Regions from separate parts of the Homo sapiens genome. Here region 2 is linked to region 1. A link is a loop called in an ENCODE intact Hi-C map of the cell type or tissue named here. Cell type or tissue: adrenal gland. All regions are shown on one strand. Links, peaks and the distances in the headings refer to the core of each region. The heading gives the core; the rest is flanking DNA.

Region 1 (8,748 bases), core at 2,475-4,974:
GGGAAAAGCTAGGAGGAGAGGGGGGTTCAAGCTGAACCATAGCTTCTCTGAGACAAGCAGGATTTGAAAAGAGAATTAGGAGGCCGGGCATGGTGGCTCATGCCTGCAACCCCAGCACTTTGAGAGGCTGAGGCAGGCAGATCACCTGAGGTCAGGAGTTCGAGACCAGCCTGACCAATATGGCAAAACCCCATCTCTACTAAAAATACAAAAAAAATGAGCCAGGCATGGTGGCAGGTGCCTGTAATCCCAGCTACTCAGGAGACTGAGGCAGGAGAATCGCTTGAACCCAGGAGGCAGAGGTTGCAGTGAGCAGAGATCGTGTCATTGCACTCCAGCCTGGGCCACAGAGCAGACTCTGTCTCAAAAAAGAAAAAAAAGAAAGAAAAGAAAAGAAAAAAGAATTAGTGAAAGTTCCCATGCACTGTCTTCCCCCATCCAGTCACCCAGAGTGAAAAACTAAATGAAGACAAAATAACAGTAGAAAAAAAGATAAGGTCAGGGTGAACTGGAGACCTCTTCAATCCAATCCTCCAGCACAAAATGCAAGCCCGCAAATCTGGCATGGAGCTTTGCAGCCAGCACCAAAGGAGAAGTGTGCTTGGCTACATGGTCTGCAGTGTCCTCAAGATAAAATAAACCACCTGCTCCGGGCAAGCACAACCATTCCTGTGCTAACACCAAAAGAAATTCCTCCTACGGGTTCAGAGAAAGAGAACACAGTAAAAAAAAAAAAAAAGTATTTAAAGACCATGAGTTTCATAGTGCTGTTTATTTTAACCCCTAGTTTGAACTAAGTCCTTCAGAAGCATTCCATGGGTATCACATTCTGGCTACAGTTCCTACAACCTAGTTGTCAGTAAAGGCCCTGCTCACAGAAGGAGTAAAAATAAGAGAACCATCACACTTGGGGAGAAAGGTAAGGAGGAGAGGCAGTGCTTAGTGTAAAGAAGTCATTCCTTGTCTGTTATAACAGGAACCTGGTAGTTTCAAAGTTAATAAATCGAGAAACAACATACAATTGTTGTATTTAAAATTCTGGAGGCAACCACCAGGAGAACTAAAAGCAAACCCTTAGAAGTGTGACTGGAGGCCGGGTGCAGTGGCTCACACCTCTAATCCCAGCACTTTGGGAGGCCAAGGCAGGTAGGTCACTTGAGGCCGGGAGTTCGAGACCAGCCCGGCCAACATGGTGAAACCCTGCCTCTACTAAAAATACGAAAAATTAGCCAGGCATGGTGGCGAGTGCCTGTAATCCCAGCTACTCGGGAGGCTGAGACAGGAGAATGGCTTGAACCCGGGAGGCAGAGGTTGCAGTGAGCCGAGATCGTGCCACTGCACTACAGCCTCGGCAATAGAGAGAGACTCCGTCTCCAAAAAAAAAAAAAGCAGCATGGCTGGAAAGGGGAGGAGTGAGGTGTGAGTGTGCTGTTTTGCATTCTAAGTCCTTCAGTACAATTTGATTTTGGTTTTAACGATGGACATTTTATTCCTTTCGCTTAAAATAAAAACTAAGGCTTTTCAGTTTACAGCATGGAAAATGAGGAAAGAACACACACCAGGATGCAATGTAAATGAGAGTATGTGTTACAGGAATAACCTTGAGTTTGTCCTGATTTATACACAAAAGGAGATCTCTCACAAACTTCAGAATTAGTAAGAACAGATCTCTGCAACACACCTCACAGCCGACAGAGACACAAGCATACTACACCGTCAGAATGGGAAACTGCAAATCTAAACGGCTCTTTAAAATCCTGAACTCTTTCAAACTCCATCATGCTAGCCCTCTCTGCAGCTCACTCGTGGCTTTCAGAGCCTGGCAGAGAGGGAAAAATTCAGGTTGTGGTGTTGCAAAAAAACACCTGCTTTCCCTCAATGCCAGTGCATTTCACAAATGACATCAATTTCATGCCAGGGCATGAAATCACTGAAGCCAGTTAACATCCTCAGTTTTTGGATGAGGACGTGGAGTGCCCAGATAGGGAGTGACTAGCCCAAAGTCTCAAAACGACGGGATGGCAACCTCAGAACATGATTACTCCAAGTCCAATCCAGCACTCCTTCCACCACATCAGTGTGTGTTCTGAACACTTCGACATGCTGGAGAGCCGCTTGAAAAGTGGGGTTCCACTGTCAAATGTGGATGAAACCAAGCCAAGAAGGCTTTTCTCTCCCCACAGGACTCTCAGAGGCAATGATGGAACCCATCCTGACTCCCAACCCTTCTCACCGCCTCTCTCCTCCACCCCTACCAAGGGCCACGCACAGCCCAGGGCTCCTGCTCCCCTCAATGCTCTCCCTGCTTTTATTGTGGCCATGTTTTACCTCCCATTCATCCTCTACCCAGCAGCCAGAGTGATCCTTCCAAAAAGACCCATTAAAAATCTAGCACAACAGGAAACTCCACAGAGACAGAAAGCAGATGGGTGGTTGTCAGGGGCTGAGTGGCTGGGGACTGACTGCTTAATGAGCATGAGGTCTCCTTTGGGGATGATGAAAATGTTTGGAATGAGAGAGAAGTAACGGTTGTACAACATTGTGAATGTACCAAATGCCACCGAACTGTTTACTTTAGAGTGGTGACTTTTTTGGGTTTTGTTTGTTTGTTTGGGACGGAGTCTTGCTCTGTCCCCAGGCTAGAGCACGGTGGTGGGATCTCAGCTCACTGCAACCTCCGCCTCCCAGGTTAAAGCGATTCTCTTGCCTCAGCCTCCCGAGTAGCTGGGACTACGGGTGCCCACCACCACACCCAGCTAATTTTTGTATTTTTAGTAGAGATGGGGCTTCACTATATTGGCCAGGATAGTCTCGATCTCTTGACCTCGTGAGCTGCCTGCCTCGGTCTCCCAAAGTGCTAGGATTACAGGTGTGAGCCACCACGCCCAGCTGGGGTTTTGTTTTTGAGACAGAGTCTAGCTGTGTCACCCAGGCTGGAGTGCAGTGACACCATCTCGGCTCACTGCAGCCGCGACCTCCTGGACTCAAGTGATCCTCCCACTTCAGCCTCCTGAGTAGCAGGGACTGCAGGCACATGCCACCATATCTGGCTAAGTTTTGTAATTTTTTTGTAGAGAGAGGGTTTTGCCATGTTTGCCCAGGCTGGTCTCAAACTCCTGGGATCCATCCAGCCATCATGAAACTTTTTGTGTCATAAAATTTTGTCTCAATTTAAAAAAAAAAAAATGTGCCCTGACTAAAACATCTTCAGTGGACACCCACCTTCCTCAAAGTAAAATCCCATGTCTATAGTGGCCTAAACAGTCTCCCCCGTTTCTCCCCCTATTCCAGACACAATGGCCTCCTCTGAGTCCTCACACAGGCCAAGTCGGTGTCCACCTCTCTGACTTCGCACATGTATTCTCTCTCTCTCTGGAACATTCTTTCCTCCGACACCTACAAGGCTGCTCCCTCATTTCATTCAAGTCTTTGCTCAAATGTTACCAACCCAAGACTGTCCCTGCCAACCGCATCTAAAATACCATCTCCTGCCACCCTTTGCTCTGAGAGAGGAAAACAGTACACTACTAGCCTGATATTTTGTTATACAGTTAGTGGCTTTTAGTGGTCTGCTTTCCCCAGCAGAATCTAAACAGTGAGGGCAGGGACTGTGTTAGAAATGGCCAGCACCCAAAATAGAGCCTGACACACAACTGCTGTTCAATAGAAACAGGTTAAATGAATGAATGTCCATGCAGATGTTCCCTAAGGTTCAAAGTTATTTGTCCAGGGATATTTTTTCCCCAAGGGACATCTTGGCAGGTGAGCGTTCAACAGGTTGACTTTGACAAGTGCTTGCTGCATTAGTTTCATATGACTGCTGTAACAATCACAAACCTCTTGGCTTCAACCCACATGTTTTCTCTTACAATATTCTGAGGTCAGAAGTCCAAAACCAAGTCAAAAATCAAGGTGTCAGGAGGGCCACGCCCCCCTTGGAGGCTCTAGGGGAAAATTGTTCCTTGTCTCTTCCAGATTCTCTGGTAGCTGCCAGCATTCCTTGGCTTGTGGTTGCATCACCCTGATCTTTGTCTCCATGGTCACATCACCTTCTCCTCTGTATGTGTTGGCAAAATCTCCCTCTCTCTCTCAGAGGCACAGTTGTGATTGCATTTAGGACCCACCCAGATAATCCAAAATAACCTCCTAGTCCCCAAATCCTTAACTTAACCACATCTGCAAAATCCGTCTTGCCATATAAGGTAAGTTCACAGACTCTAAGGATAAGGACCTGAATATCTGTAGGAGCCAGTCTTTAGTCCACCATACTCGCTAACTGTGCTGCTGCTCACTTATGTCAATGTCGTTGCTGTGTTTTAGGGTTTTAGGAAAGGGTTCGGGAGACTGTGCTCTAGTCCCAATGCTACACAACCTTGGACAAGACCAACCCCTTGTCAAGCCCCCACTATCTCACCTTTATAAGGAAGCTGTTGCTTCTATGAGTCCATTCATATCTAATATCCTGAGCCTTTATATTGAGTTTTTTAAAAGGCTGAAAAGCAGCTGGGCATGGTGGCTCACGCCTGTAATCCCAGCACTTTGGGAGGCGGGCAGATCACAAGGTCAACAGATTGAGACCATCCTGGCTAACATGGTAAAACCCAGTCTCTACTAAACATACAAAAATTAGCTGGGCATGGTGGCACACGCCTGAGTCCCAGCTACTCAGGAGGCTGAAGCAGGAGAATCGCTTGAACCCAGGAGGCAGAGGTTGCAGTGAGCCAAGATCAGCCTGGCAACAGAGTGAGACTCCGTCTCAAAAAAAAAAAAAAAAAAAAAGCTGAAAAGCTTGCTGAGGGCTTAAAACAAGAATCAAAATCAGGAGCTCCCATGGAAAGAGGGGCCAAAAGCTTCCCTCCCACCACCTGCAATCCTACGAACAGTTGTTATGCGGGGAAAAAATCAAATACCTACAATCCTGCTATGAGTATTTCACGAAATTTATTCTTAATACAGTTGACATTAGACTCTATGTTCAGCTGACCCCATTTTTTTCACTGAACACTACTACGTATTTCATCTACTATGTATTTCATCTACTACTACGTATTTCAATACGTGTTATTGAAACCTCTCATTTTAAATCCTTTGCTGGTTAGCCACTCCCAAGAAATCAGACATGGCTCAGCACCCTCTCAGGAGACAGCCATCAAGGTCCCCTTCTGGCATAAGAAGCAAAGATGTGGGAACTTCCTTAACCCATGGACTAAGTGATGGGTACATCAAATCAGCTTGCAAATAGGGGACAACTCTTTGCTGCTTATCCCTCTTCCTCAGCACAGACCTATGGCAGCTGCCATGAACCTAAGGAATACGACCAATGGTCCATGGGTTACAGACTGCTAATCGCTAACCTAAGGCAAAGACCCCAAGATCAGCAGCTTGCAGGCCCCAGGCACTCAGCAAGCCCTGGCAGTTAGCTGAGCAGCTGTGCCCTGTGTGGTACCCACTTACTTAGCAGAGAGAAAACACCTGGTATCTCCCTGAATGCACAGCTGGGTCATTCCTGAAGGATATGAGCTCAGCTGCCAGCTGTCAGGACCTCACAGTCACAGTATCAACACAAGAGTTAAAAGAATACAGGTCATAAGGCCAGAGCTCCAGGTCCCTTCCACTGCCTACCTCTGTCCTTAGGCGAGCCATGGGAACTCTCTGGATATTTCTTTTTCTTTTTCTTTTTTTTCTTTTTTTTGAGACAGAGTCTTGCTCTGTAGCACAGGCTGTAGTGCAGCGGCGCGATCTCGGCTCACTGCAACCTCCGCCTCCTGGATTCAAGCAATTCTCCTGCCTCAGACTCCCAAGTAGCTGAGACCACAGACACGCGCCACCACGCCTGACTAATTTTTTGTATTTTTAGTAGAGACAGGGTTTCACCGTGTTAGCCAGGATAGTCTCGATCTCCTGACCTCATGATCCGCCCGCCTCGGCCTCCCAAAGTGCTGGGATTACAGGTGTGAGCCACCGCGCCCGGCCACTCTCTGGATCTTTAAAACAGTGATGCTAAAAACCTGCCTCACGAGGGGATTAACAGAATTTAATAAAACAGTAAGTCTTTGTAACCACCATTCAGGCAGAGCAAGAAGATACAGTTTATCATCCCGTCTTTTAACAACCTTCTCACTGCCTTACTCTCCCTTCATTTCCATTTCTGTCATCCGCAATATGATTTCCACCCCTCAGCACTCAACTGGATGGCCTCCAGATCGCCACATGCAATCTTTCCACGCGGCCTTTAACAAAAAGGGCTCTGGAACCAGATGGCCTAGGTTCAAGTCCCAGCTGCACAACTTCCTGTGCCTAGGTTTCCTCACGCATTGACAATGATAATAGGACCCTCCTTACAGGGCTCTTATGGACGCTGAATGTGCCAAGAAGTGTAAATTACACCTGGCACATAGGAAGGTATATTGGTATTCCCTGAAATCTATTTTCTAAACTTTGATTAGACAACATAATATACACAAAAATTGCATAACACATAAATGTGTAGCATAATAAAGTAAACTCCATGAAGCTTTCTGAGTGTCCCTTCCTGATCTGACCATTCTTTATTCCAGAAGGAACTGCTATCCCAAATTCTCCAGAAATCACTGGGCCCTCGAACTCCTGGGCTCAAGTGATCCTGCCAAAGTGCTGAGATTACAGGCGTGAGTCACCACGGCTGGCCTGTGGCAGTGGAATTTATAGACAATAAAATTCATCCTTTGAAGGTCCAGTTTGATGACAAATGTGTAAGTTTCTCAGATCTTGGCCGCAGTGGCTCATGCCTGTAATCCCAGCATTTTCGGAGGCTGAGGCGGGCGGATCACAAGGTCAGGAGATCGAGACCATCCTGGCCAACATGGTGAAACCCTGTCTCTTCCAAAAATACAAAAATTAGCTGGGCATGGTGGTGCATGCCTGTAATCCCAGCTACTCGGGAGGCTAAGGCAGGAGAGTCAGAGGTTGCAGTGAGCTGAGATCATGCCACTGCACTCCAGCCTGGTGACAGAGCGAGACTCCATCTCAAAAAAAAAAAAAAAAATAAGGTTCTCAGATCTTAACACCTCTGCCCGTGTGCTCCATCCCCTACAAACAGCACAAACCTCTTTAACCCAGTCCTTTCCCTTCCTTTGCAGAATGACGTGTTCTCTGAAGTCACTGATCCACCTTCCTGTTCCTCCTCATTCCTCAACCTGGCTGTGCCCATTGCGGGTATGTTCCTTGGGGCTCCATCCCTGGTCCTGCTTTCTCCCCCACAGCATTCTCTTGCCAGGTTCATCTGCTCCCTCAGCAGCGTCTCTGCAGATCACTCCCAAGTCTGCGCCAAGGCCCCAACTTGTCTGATAAAGCACACTCAGTCTGAGAATCACAGGCCACTGACACCTCAAATTCAGGATATGCAAAGGCAAATTCTGTTTGCCCCAACCAGTCTCTGCCACATATATATATATTTTCTATGTTATAGTCCCTAGAAGCCAAACCAAAATCAGACTTTTCAATTTATCAAATTCCCTACAGTCAACCACTTCCCAAATCCCCTGTACTCAACTGCCAAGATCTCTCCAAGTTTTTTCTGTGCCTCCAAATGCCTCCCCTCTTCTGTTTGCCAGGGGAGGGTGTCCTCACTCAAAATAACTTCTAATGGGCCCTACAGGCAAAATCCAAGCACAAGTCCTTCAGGGAGCTTCCATGTTGTGGTAAGCCAATGAGGAATCTGTCACTTGGGCCTGCATACCCCACAGTGGCCTTCTTCCAAGGATGGCACTCCATTTTCCTGTGGGGAGCCACACTTCTCCATTCTCAGGTATGGACAGCACTACCCACCCAACAGACCCAGGCCTAAGGCCATCACCCAGTCAATTCAGAACCAGCACCTGGTTCTGACAAGCCACTCCATTTCATGGGGCTTCATCTTATGGAAAAGGAGCTGTCTTTTGCCAATGGTCTCAGCGCAGGGAGGATACCAGTCTGGAGCTGCCAGCTTCCAACGTGCAGCTCAAGTGAGAAAGCGCACATCCTGACATCTTTGGATCCTGTAGCCACAGAACCTACGGATCCACGAGTGGCGTCCAAAACACGCCCTTCTTGGCTTAAGCCATACTGGGCTGGTTTTCTAGCCTTTGCAATAGAAAGGGTCCCATCCGAGGCTGCAATTTCCTTCCTTCCCTCATCATCTCACCATCCCCTCACCCTGCAGCTATGCCAGACATTTTCTAAATCAAAAACACAACAAATACCCCAAAAAACTTTTCAAGCCAGCTGCCTTATTTAATTCCCAAGCATTCCTCTGATGTCTCTGTGCCTTTGCCCACGCCGATCTCTGGCGCTGGGCTGCCTTCCCTCTCTAGTCTTGGGGAATCCTACTCCTCTGTAAGGCCTCCTCACCTTCCTCTCCCTTCTCTGAGCCCCCATAACATTCTGAATACATTTACTACAGTTCCCTGCTTAAACTCGGCTCTTCCAACAAGACCGCAAGCTCCTATGGCAGTGGTCAGGGCCCACTCACAACATCTCTGCATTAACCCAGAAGGTGACTCAAAAAATACTTGCTTGACTGAATGGGAGGAAGATGGCAGAGCAGAAGAGAGACTCCCCGGATGGGGTTACTCAGTCTCTCGGGGCTCTGCCAGGTATAGATCTTACACACAGCCACATTCCCAGGGTGACGAGAGGAACCGGGGCACACAGCTCACCTCCAAAAAAGCAGGGCGAGCAGGACACACTGGACACACAAATCAGGTGAAGCAGGTGCAGCAGCTCTTGCAG
Region 2 (8,748 bases), core at 4,057-6,556, 50 kb before region 1:
AGCCCTGCTGGAGAATGTTTTGGCCAACTTCCTCCCAACCCTAAGTCACAGCTCTGGTCCTGGCCCCGGCCCCGGCCCCAGCTGTGTGAACCCAAGGCCAGATAAAAACCAACATAAAAAGAACGGAGAATGTTCCCCCAAAGAACCACTGTGTGGAAAGCTGGTGCCTCCAGAGGGGCGAGATGAAGGTCTCTTGCCTTCACTCTGCCCTCGCCACCATCAAACCTGGACAGATAACGAACAAAGACAGGCTCATGTGAGGTCTCCACTGAAAGGGGCCTGAGGATCACAAAGTCATTAGTTACAAGTGGAGAAAGGATTGGACCCCAAGAGCAATACTGCAGCCACCAACTAAATGAGCTTGGGCAGGGCTTGGATCCTTCATGAATATATCCTATCACTCCGTTTAGAAAGGTTTTTGGAGCAGCTGACTATTTAGCACTCAAAATGCCGCATATTTCTGTGTTTGCTTTCAGATGCAAACCTTTGGGGTTTTAGGAACTGATTCTTTATATAGAATTAAATATGGTTTTCTAGAGAAACCAAGATCCTGAGGACCGAGTGGTTCCCTATTAAGCAAATGGATAAACTTATTTATGAAGAGGTTTCAATGCCAGCTCCTTGGGTCGGGGGAAGAAAATAAGTACAATCGTCTAAGGATGGAGTCAGACCAGAGCTAAGCTGTTGTTTTACTACATACTAGCTCCAAGACCCTGGGCAACGGCTCCAGCTTCAATTTCTCCAAGTGTAAAATGCAGATGATCACAGTATCTTTCTCAAAAGATTGCTGTGAGAGATTAAAGGGGGTGGGGGTGGGGCATCCATGTAAACATTTCACCTAGTGGACGAAGTAAATGCTCAATGAAAGCTAGGATTTTTGTTGTTACTATCACCAGTGGCTGAAAGGTAGGCACTGCAGTTACCCCGGGTCCAAAAAGAGTCCAGACTGAACAATAAAAAGCAAACAGCCCAATTTAAAAAAATGAGCAAAAGATATTCCTCCAAAGAAGATATAAAAATGACCAATAAGCACATTTAAAGATGCTCAATATCACTAATCATGAGGGAAATGCAAATCAAAACTACAGTGAGATATTAGCTCACACCCATTAGGACAGGTTCTTAAAAAAAAAAAACCAGACAAGGCCAGGCACAATGGCTCATGCCTGTAATCCCAGCACTGTGGGAGGCCAAGACGGGTGGATCACTTGAGGCCAGGAGTTCAAGACCAACCCGGCCAACGTGGTGATACCCCGTCTCTACTAAAAATACAAAAATTAGCCAGTCGTGGTGGTGTATACCTGTAGTCCCAGCTACTTGGGAGGCTGAGGCAGGAGAATCCAGGAGGCGGAGGGTGCAGTGAGCTAGGATCACACCACTCTCACTCCAGCCTGGGCAACGGAGCAAGGCTCTGTCTCAAAACAAACAAATAAACAAATATCAACAAAACAGAAAAGAACAGGTACTAGTAAGGATTGAGAACTGTTGGAACCCTTGTGCCCTTCTGGTGGGAATGTAAAATAGTACAGCCCCTGTGGAAAATAGTGTGTTAATTCTTCAAAAAAATTAAACAAAGAATTGCCATATGGTCCAGCAATTCCATTAATAGGTATATACCAAAAAGAACTGAAAGCAGAGTCCTGAAGGGAGGGTCTTGCTGCCTGTTCATGGCAACATTATTCACAAGAGCCAGAAGGTGGAAACAATGCAAGTCGTAGTAAAATAAACACAATAGAATATTACTCAGCCTTAAGAAGGAAGGAATTTTTTTTTTTTTTTTTTTTTTGAGACGAAGTCTTGCTCTGTCACCCAAGCTGGAGTGCAGTGGCGCAATCTCGGCTCACTGCAAGCTCCGCCTCCTGGGTTCAAGCGATTCTCCTGCTTCAGCCTCCCAAGTAGCTGGGACTACAGGTGCGCACCACCATGCCTGGCTAATTGGAAGGAAATTTTGACATATGCAACCATGTGGATGGACCTTAAGGACATTATGCTCAGTGCAACAGCCAGACACAAAGGGACAAATACCATTTGCTTCACTTCTATGAGGCACCTAGAGAAGTCAAATTAATAGCGACAGGTTGCAGAATGGAGGTGACCAGGTGCTGTGGGCAGGGAATGATGGGAAGTTTGTGTTTAATGGGTCCAGAGTGTCACTGGTGCAAGATGGAAGCATTCTGGAGATTAATGGTGGTGATGATGGCTGCACAAACACGTGGGTATACTCAAAGCCACTGAACTATACATTTAAAACTGATGGAGATGGTGGATTTCATGTCATGCATATTTTGCCATGATTAAAAAAAAAAAGCCCCCAAGACCCACAGAGATAGTTTAGATCAAAAGACCCTGTGACCCATAAGCCGCTTCATGAGATACACCACCTCAGGCTCTCCATGTACACCCAGAGGGAAGCTGCCCCAGCCTCTTGGCAATGGTGAAGAGAAAGCCCACCTAGAAGATGAGGGTGGGACCAGGGACGGTGGCTCACGTCTGTAATCCCAACACTTTGGAAGGCTGAGGTAGGTGGATCATTTGAGGTCAGGAGTTCGAGACCAGCCTGGCCAACATGGCGAAAACCCATCTCTACTAAAAATACAAAAAATTGGCTAGGCATGGTGGCGGGCGCCTGTAATCCCAGCTACTCAGGAGGCTGAGGCAGGAGAATTACTTGAACCCGGGAGGCAGAGGTTGTAGTGAGCCAAGATCATGCCACTGCACTCCAACCTGGACGTCAGAGTGAGACCCTGTCTCAAAAATAAATAAATAAATAAAGACGACGAGGCTGGCCACCTATAGCAGGACTCACTCACCATGGCTCGTCTTGCGTTCAATCTTGGGGAGACCGAGGTGACACAGCCAGCATCCTAATGTCAATCGAGGGATTTTCCGTTTAGGGGTGTGGCACCCTCTGGGGCTCCCAGAGGGGGTGACAATGTGCCTTTCCCTTGGACATATCAATTCCTTCTGTGTCCGCATCCCACCTTCCTGGTCTTTTCTCTTACATGCCTGACAGCAGGGCCCATCTCTTCCTTCCTAAAGTTACTGACGTGGCTGCTGGGGGGACTCTTCCTCCCTCTCTAATTGCTGGGTTTCAATCTGCTGCAGGAGTGGCTGTGAGGATCTTGTACTGAGCACTCACTTTGGACCAGGCGCTGTTCTATGCTTCACATGTTTCATGTCACTTAATCCCTCTAACAAACCAAAAAGGAAAATTCTATGATCGCCCTCATTTAACAGAGGAAAACAGAGGCTCCTGCGAGAGATTGGGCAGGATGGGTCAGAAGAACAAGCCACAGGGGCAATATTCTAGGCCATGGGGCCAGCCTGAGCCAAGGTGAGAGAGAAACCGTGTGGGTAGAGGCTGTGGGGGAAAAGCAGGTGGATCCATTCATTAGAGTTTAAGAGGCATGGGAGGTGAGAAATATAGTAGTGAAGGATGGCATCAGATCATGGGAGGCCATGAGGACACCAAGAACTAAGAAATTTCGATTCTATAAAGGAGAAGAAACCATCAGTGGATTCTGAGCCAGGGAGAAGTCACAATCAGGGCTGTGCTTTGTAGAAATCATCATGATACCAGGGTATAAAAAGGTCAAATGTGAGGGAGAAACTAGAGGGAGGAAACCGGCTATAGAATCCCCCCCACCTTCTTTCTCTCTCCCCCCTCTCACCCATCATAAAAACAAGAGAAAGGCAATGCTCAAGCCTACACTTGCAAAATGGTCCCAAACCAGCCATGAAGAGGAGGCAAGAGCATCACATCCAGCGGTGGGGAGTCCCCCACCGGCAGCTGAGTTATTTGCATCTTCTCTCTGCAGTGTGGGAGGAGAGGCCGGGTGACGAATCCACACACTCGCTTTTGAGGTCAGACATGCTACAGAAATAGACAGGACCAAGATACTTTTCTGTTCTTGGAGATGGGCTCTCACCCATAAGAAGGTAAAAGCGGGCCGGGCACGGTGGCTCACACCTGTAATCCCAACACTTTGGGAGGCCGAGGCAGGTGGATGACCTGAGGTCAGGAGTTTGAGACTAGCATGGCCAACATGGCAAAACCCCACCTCTACTAAAAATACAAAAATTAGCCAGGCGTGGTGGTGTGCGCCTGTAATCCCAGCTACCAGGGAGGCTGAGACAGGAGAATTGCTTGAACTCAGGAGGCAGAGGTTGCAGTGAGCCAAGATCGTGCAGCTGCACTCCGGCCTGAGTGACAGAGCAAGACTGCCTAAAAAAAAAAAAAAAAAAGAAGAAGGTAAAAGCAAAACTTCATTTGAACCTAGATGGCCAAGACCTTCACCTTCAGTCCTTACAGGTTTGTGAAATTAAAATGGCCATGAAAGCTTTCATAGCCTGTGACTCCTCAGTTTTGTAACAGCAAAGAGGGGACAGTTTTGATGCTGTTAAACATTAACAGCCGTCTCCGACACCACTTTGACATTGCATCACACAGACGAACAGATACAATCACAGACAACAATGCATCACTCCAGGCAACACACAGAAATCACTGTCATTGCAAATCCCAGTAGGGCCCCCAGCCAAGGGCAAGGGACCTTTCCGGGCCATTACAAACCAGGAGGCTGATCTGCTGTGGCCTGACCTCAGCAGAACACACTAGTCCTGCAGACATTTAATTCTTTAGGATTCCCCAAAGTTAATCTCTCAGAGTATGGAAGACTCACGAATACATTCTAAGGGTTTACTGTTTGGGTTCATCCTAGCATCTCAATCCAGAAGTCACTTTGGTTTTCCTTTATTAACCATCCTTAGTGATTAGCGTTGGCCGTGAAAAACACGCTACTGGTCTCTCCTTGTGGCCTCTGCAAATAGATAGGTTGCTACATATGAAGCCACACACACGAACGGCAGACAGCAGAGAATCCGTGATCCCAAAGCAAAAAGACTGATGATATTTCCACCAACCTGAGTTTTCCTGAGTTCAACGGCATCAGATAAGACCAACCCTCTTATTATTTTTTTCGTTTCAGTCAAGTTGAAAACTGTCAACCAAAATAGGCCTTATTTGCTGTAGGCCCTTGTCCTCTGTAGGATGAATTGGGTTGTCTTAAAATGATAATTAATAGGCCGAGCACGGTGGCTCATGCCTGTAATCCTAGCACGTTGGGAAGCCAAGACGGGCAGATCATGAGGTCACGAGTTCAAAACCAGCCTGGCCAATATTGTGAAATCCTGTCTCTATTAAAAATACGAAAATTAGCTGGGCGTGGTGGCACGTGCCTGTAGTCCCAGCTACTTGGGAAGCTGAGGCAGTAGAATCACTTGAACCTGGGAGGCAGAGGTTGCAGTGAGCTGAGATAGTGCCACCGCACTCCGGCCTGGGTGACAGAGCGAGACTCCGTCAAAAAAAAAAAAAAAAAAAAAAAGATAATTAATAAGAAAACACATCTGGGTAGGGTGATGACTCACTTTTGTAACTGCTTCACAGTCATGAACGGAAAAATTATTCATCAGCCCAAGCAGTCTCTAGGGTACAGGGTCTCAGGGACGCCCCCTTCCTCCATACGTGGCCCCCTGTCTGCATGATCAATCAACCAACTAATAGTTACTAACTACCCTTTCCTGAATCCTGTGTGGGATGCAGGCAGGTATTGTATGTAGGACCTGACTCCTAAAATTCGGAAGCTAAGTCGCAAACATGGGCAAAAAAAAGGAATAAGTATCAAAGGAGTCTTCAACAGTGCCAAATGCTATGTGATAAGCTGGCAGACAATAAGAGCTTTCAGAATCCAGAGGAGGGCGAGGTCACTCTTGGCTGGGATGGTACAGGGAGGCTTCCCAAAAGATAAAGAACTTGCCTCACAGCAGGGATAAAAAACAAGGGCTTGACTGGAGCCCGAGGAACATGATGTACGAAGCAGAATAAGGTTTGATAAAGGACGGGACATAAGGAAATGAGAGACAGCGAAGTTGATTCGGAAGGAAATGACAGAAGTTCGAACCAGTAACTCGAAGAGATGTGGCTATGGTGACAGCCAGTTTAGGGGGATGCAGTAGAGTCTGTTGACCATGGATCCAAGTTCAAAGTGTTCGGTGGGGAGTAGGGGTGAGTCTGGCCCTTGGCACATGGAGCTGGAGCTGGAGGCATCTGCTCAGAGATGGTGGTGAGATCCTACAGGCTGACAAGGAGTTCACAGAGAAAGAAAGGACCTTGAGCTGAACCTTGGGGCATGCTCTTGCTTAAGCAGTGGGAGAAGAATTATTCTCCCCCAGCATGCCTCAGGCCCAATCCCTCCCTCTCCTGTGCCTTTCATTAGTGCATGCAACACCCCCAGGGCCCCTCTCCAAGACTTTCAAAGGCAAGAACCAGGTCTTCATCTTTTTCACCTCTAACCAGACTAGTGCTCAACACTCAGGGGCTACATGGGGAATGAACGATGTGAGTTCTGAGAATCAGGCAGAGAAACCAAATGAAGAGGGGGGATACAAGAAGAAATAAGTACAGCTGACCCTTGAACAACACGAGGGTTTAGAGGTGCTAACCCCCATCTCCCCATGTGGTTGAAAATCTGTACCTAACTTTTGACTCCCTCAAAAGTTAACTACTAACAACCTACTGCTGACTAGAAGCCTTAGCGATAACCTAAACAGTTGATAAACATGTATTCTGTATGTTATCCATATTACAGACTTTATTCCTAAAGTAAGCTAGAGAAAAATAAAATGTTAAGAAAATCATAAGGGGCCGGGCACAGTAGCTCACACCTATAATCCCAACACCTTGGGAGGCTGAAGTGGGAGGATGGCTTGAGCCCAGGAGTTCGAGACCAGCCTGGGCAGTCTGGTGAGTGAGAGCCCATCTCTACAAAAATAAGTGAAGATAAAAAATAAAAATAAATTAACCTGGCATGGTGCATGCCTGTAGACCCAGCTACTAGGCAGACTGAGGCAAGAGTATTCTTGAACCCTGGAAGTTGAGGCTGTAGTGAGCCAAGATTGCTCCACTGCACTCCAGCCTGGGCAACAGAGTGAGACCCTGTCTCTAAATAAATAAATAAAATCATAAGAAAGAGAAAATACACCTACAGTACTGTACTGTATTTACTGATGCCATAAGTTTACATCATCTGTTTAAAAGATGAAACCTTTGAAATGGTGGCAGCAGCAGCTGCAGACGTCAGTCTACGGTACCTGACAAGCAATTGAACTTTTTCTTGTAATGTCAGGACTTTTCTCTGCTTCTGGGGAATGCTTTCAGCATCACTAGTGGCACACTCTATGGGTCCCATGGTGTTATTCGAGGCTTATGGCATTGCACTAAACATGATGAAAAATACATAGAACAGTGAGGGCTTACATTTTACTGCGATACCCAATTTACTGGAGTGATGAACTGTTCATCCAGGGCTGATCAGCATCACATGACAAGCCGATGCTCTCAACACCTGAGCTCACTGCAATAACAACTAGGGGTGGCCATGAAGTTACTACAGTATATACTATGGCTAGTTTTATGCAGTTATGATTAATACTACATCTTTGCCTTTGTTTACATTTTGCTTAAATATGAATGGTGCCATACACAGTCTGAGTGTTTGTGTGGGTAAAATTTTAAAAATTTTAACTTTCTGTAGATTTGTATGTATTTTGTGGTAGTAAATGATAAACTAGTATCGAATATATTTTATGTATTCACGGCATGTCTAACATTTTCTAAATTTTTTTGGTATTTCTAGACTAGGTAGTCTGTCTTCAATTTTTTTCAAATTATCACAAATCTCCAAAAATATTTTCCAATATATTAATTGAAAAGAATCCACATATAAGTAGATCTGTGCAGTTCAAATCCATTGTCTGAGGGTCAACTGTAGTTAAGAGTGTCCGGCCAGGCGCGGTGGCTCACGCCTGTAATCCCAGCACTTTGGGAGGCCGAGGCGGGCGGATCATGAGGTCAGGAGATGGAGACCATCCTGGCTAACATGGTGAAACTCCATCTCTACTGAAAATACAAAAAATTAGCTGGGCATGGTGGTGGGCACCTGTAATCCCAGCTACTAGGGAGGCTGAGGCAGGAGAATCACTTCATCTTGGCAGTGAGCAGAGATCGTGCCACTGCACTCCAGCCCGGGCGACAGAGCGAGACTCCATCTCAAAAAAAAAAAAAAAAAAAAGTGTCCAAGTGAGATGCCAAAGAAAATGCTCGCTGAATACAGAAAGGGTGTGTCTCATTTATCTTGGAAAGAGAAATATGGAAGAGTGATGGGTGTAGACTTGGATCACAGGCACACAAGGACCTATGAGCATAGGATGCAAAGGGAAGCAAGATCTTTAGATAAGATGCCATTAAAGAAGAGAACAAGAAAGAGGACAGGCCATAGACTGTGGCTGGCTCCAGACCAAGGGCTGTGCTGGGCAGAGGGCTCCCGTGAGGTGACTGCAGCCAGTTTCTTGTACATATCATGGTAGAGTCCTAGGACCCTTATAAAATTTCTATGTGTCCCACCCCATAAAAGATTCCTAGTATTGGCCGGGTGTGGTGGCTCACGCCTGTAATCCCAGCATTTTGGGAGGCCGAGGCAGGTGGATCACCTGAAGTCAGGAGTTCAAGGCCAGCCTGGCCAACATGGTGAAACCCCGTCTCTACTAAAAATATAAAAATTAGCTGAGTGTGGTGGTGGTCGCCTGTAATCCCAGCTACTCAGCAGGCTGAGACAGGAGAATTGCTTGAACCCAGGAGACAGAGATTGCAGTGAGCTGAGATCGCGCCATTGCACTCCAGCCTAGGCGACA

What was found. A loop is a pair of places that touch in the nucleus more often than their neighbours do. Peaks named below come from ENCODE experiments on the same cell type or tissue, not always from the same donor. Only the 100,000 strongest peaks of a DNase experiment are listed, where the experiment ranks them.
Region 2: a loop joins it to region 1, with 6 times the contacts of the local background. A loop is called at or near these places in 3 of 110 quality-filtered maps.

Annotation. Positions count from the first base shown.
Region 1 is chr17:10,088,795-10,097,542 of GRCh38, forward strand. The region is part of intron 1 of GAS7 (growth arrest specific 7); the gene reads right to left. Among named protein-coding and RNA genes, the nearest start is that of GAS7, 110 kb to the right of the region's middle. In adrenal gland, for the core only: no CTCF peak of the experiment used is centred there; no DNase peak of the experiment used is centred there.
Region 2 is chr17:10,036,932-10,045,679 of GRCh38, forward strand. The region is part of intron 1 of GAS7 (growth arrest specific 7); the gene reads right to left. Among named protein-coding and RNA genes, the nearest start is that of RCVRN, 140 kb to the left of the region's middle. In adrenal gland, for the core only: no CTCF peak of the experiment used is centred there; no DNase peak of the experiment used is centred there; H3K27ac peaks cover 645 bases.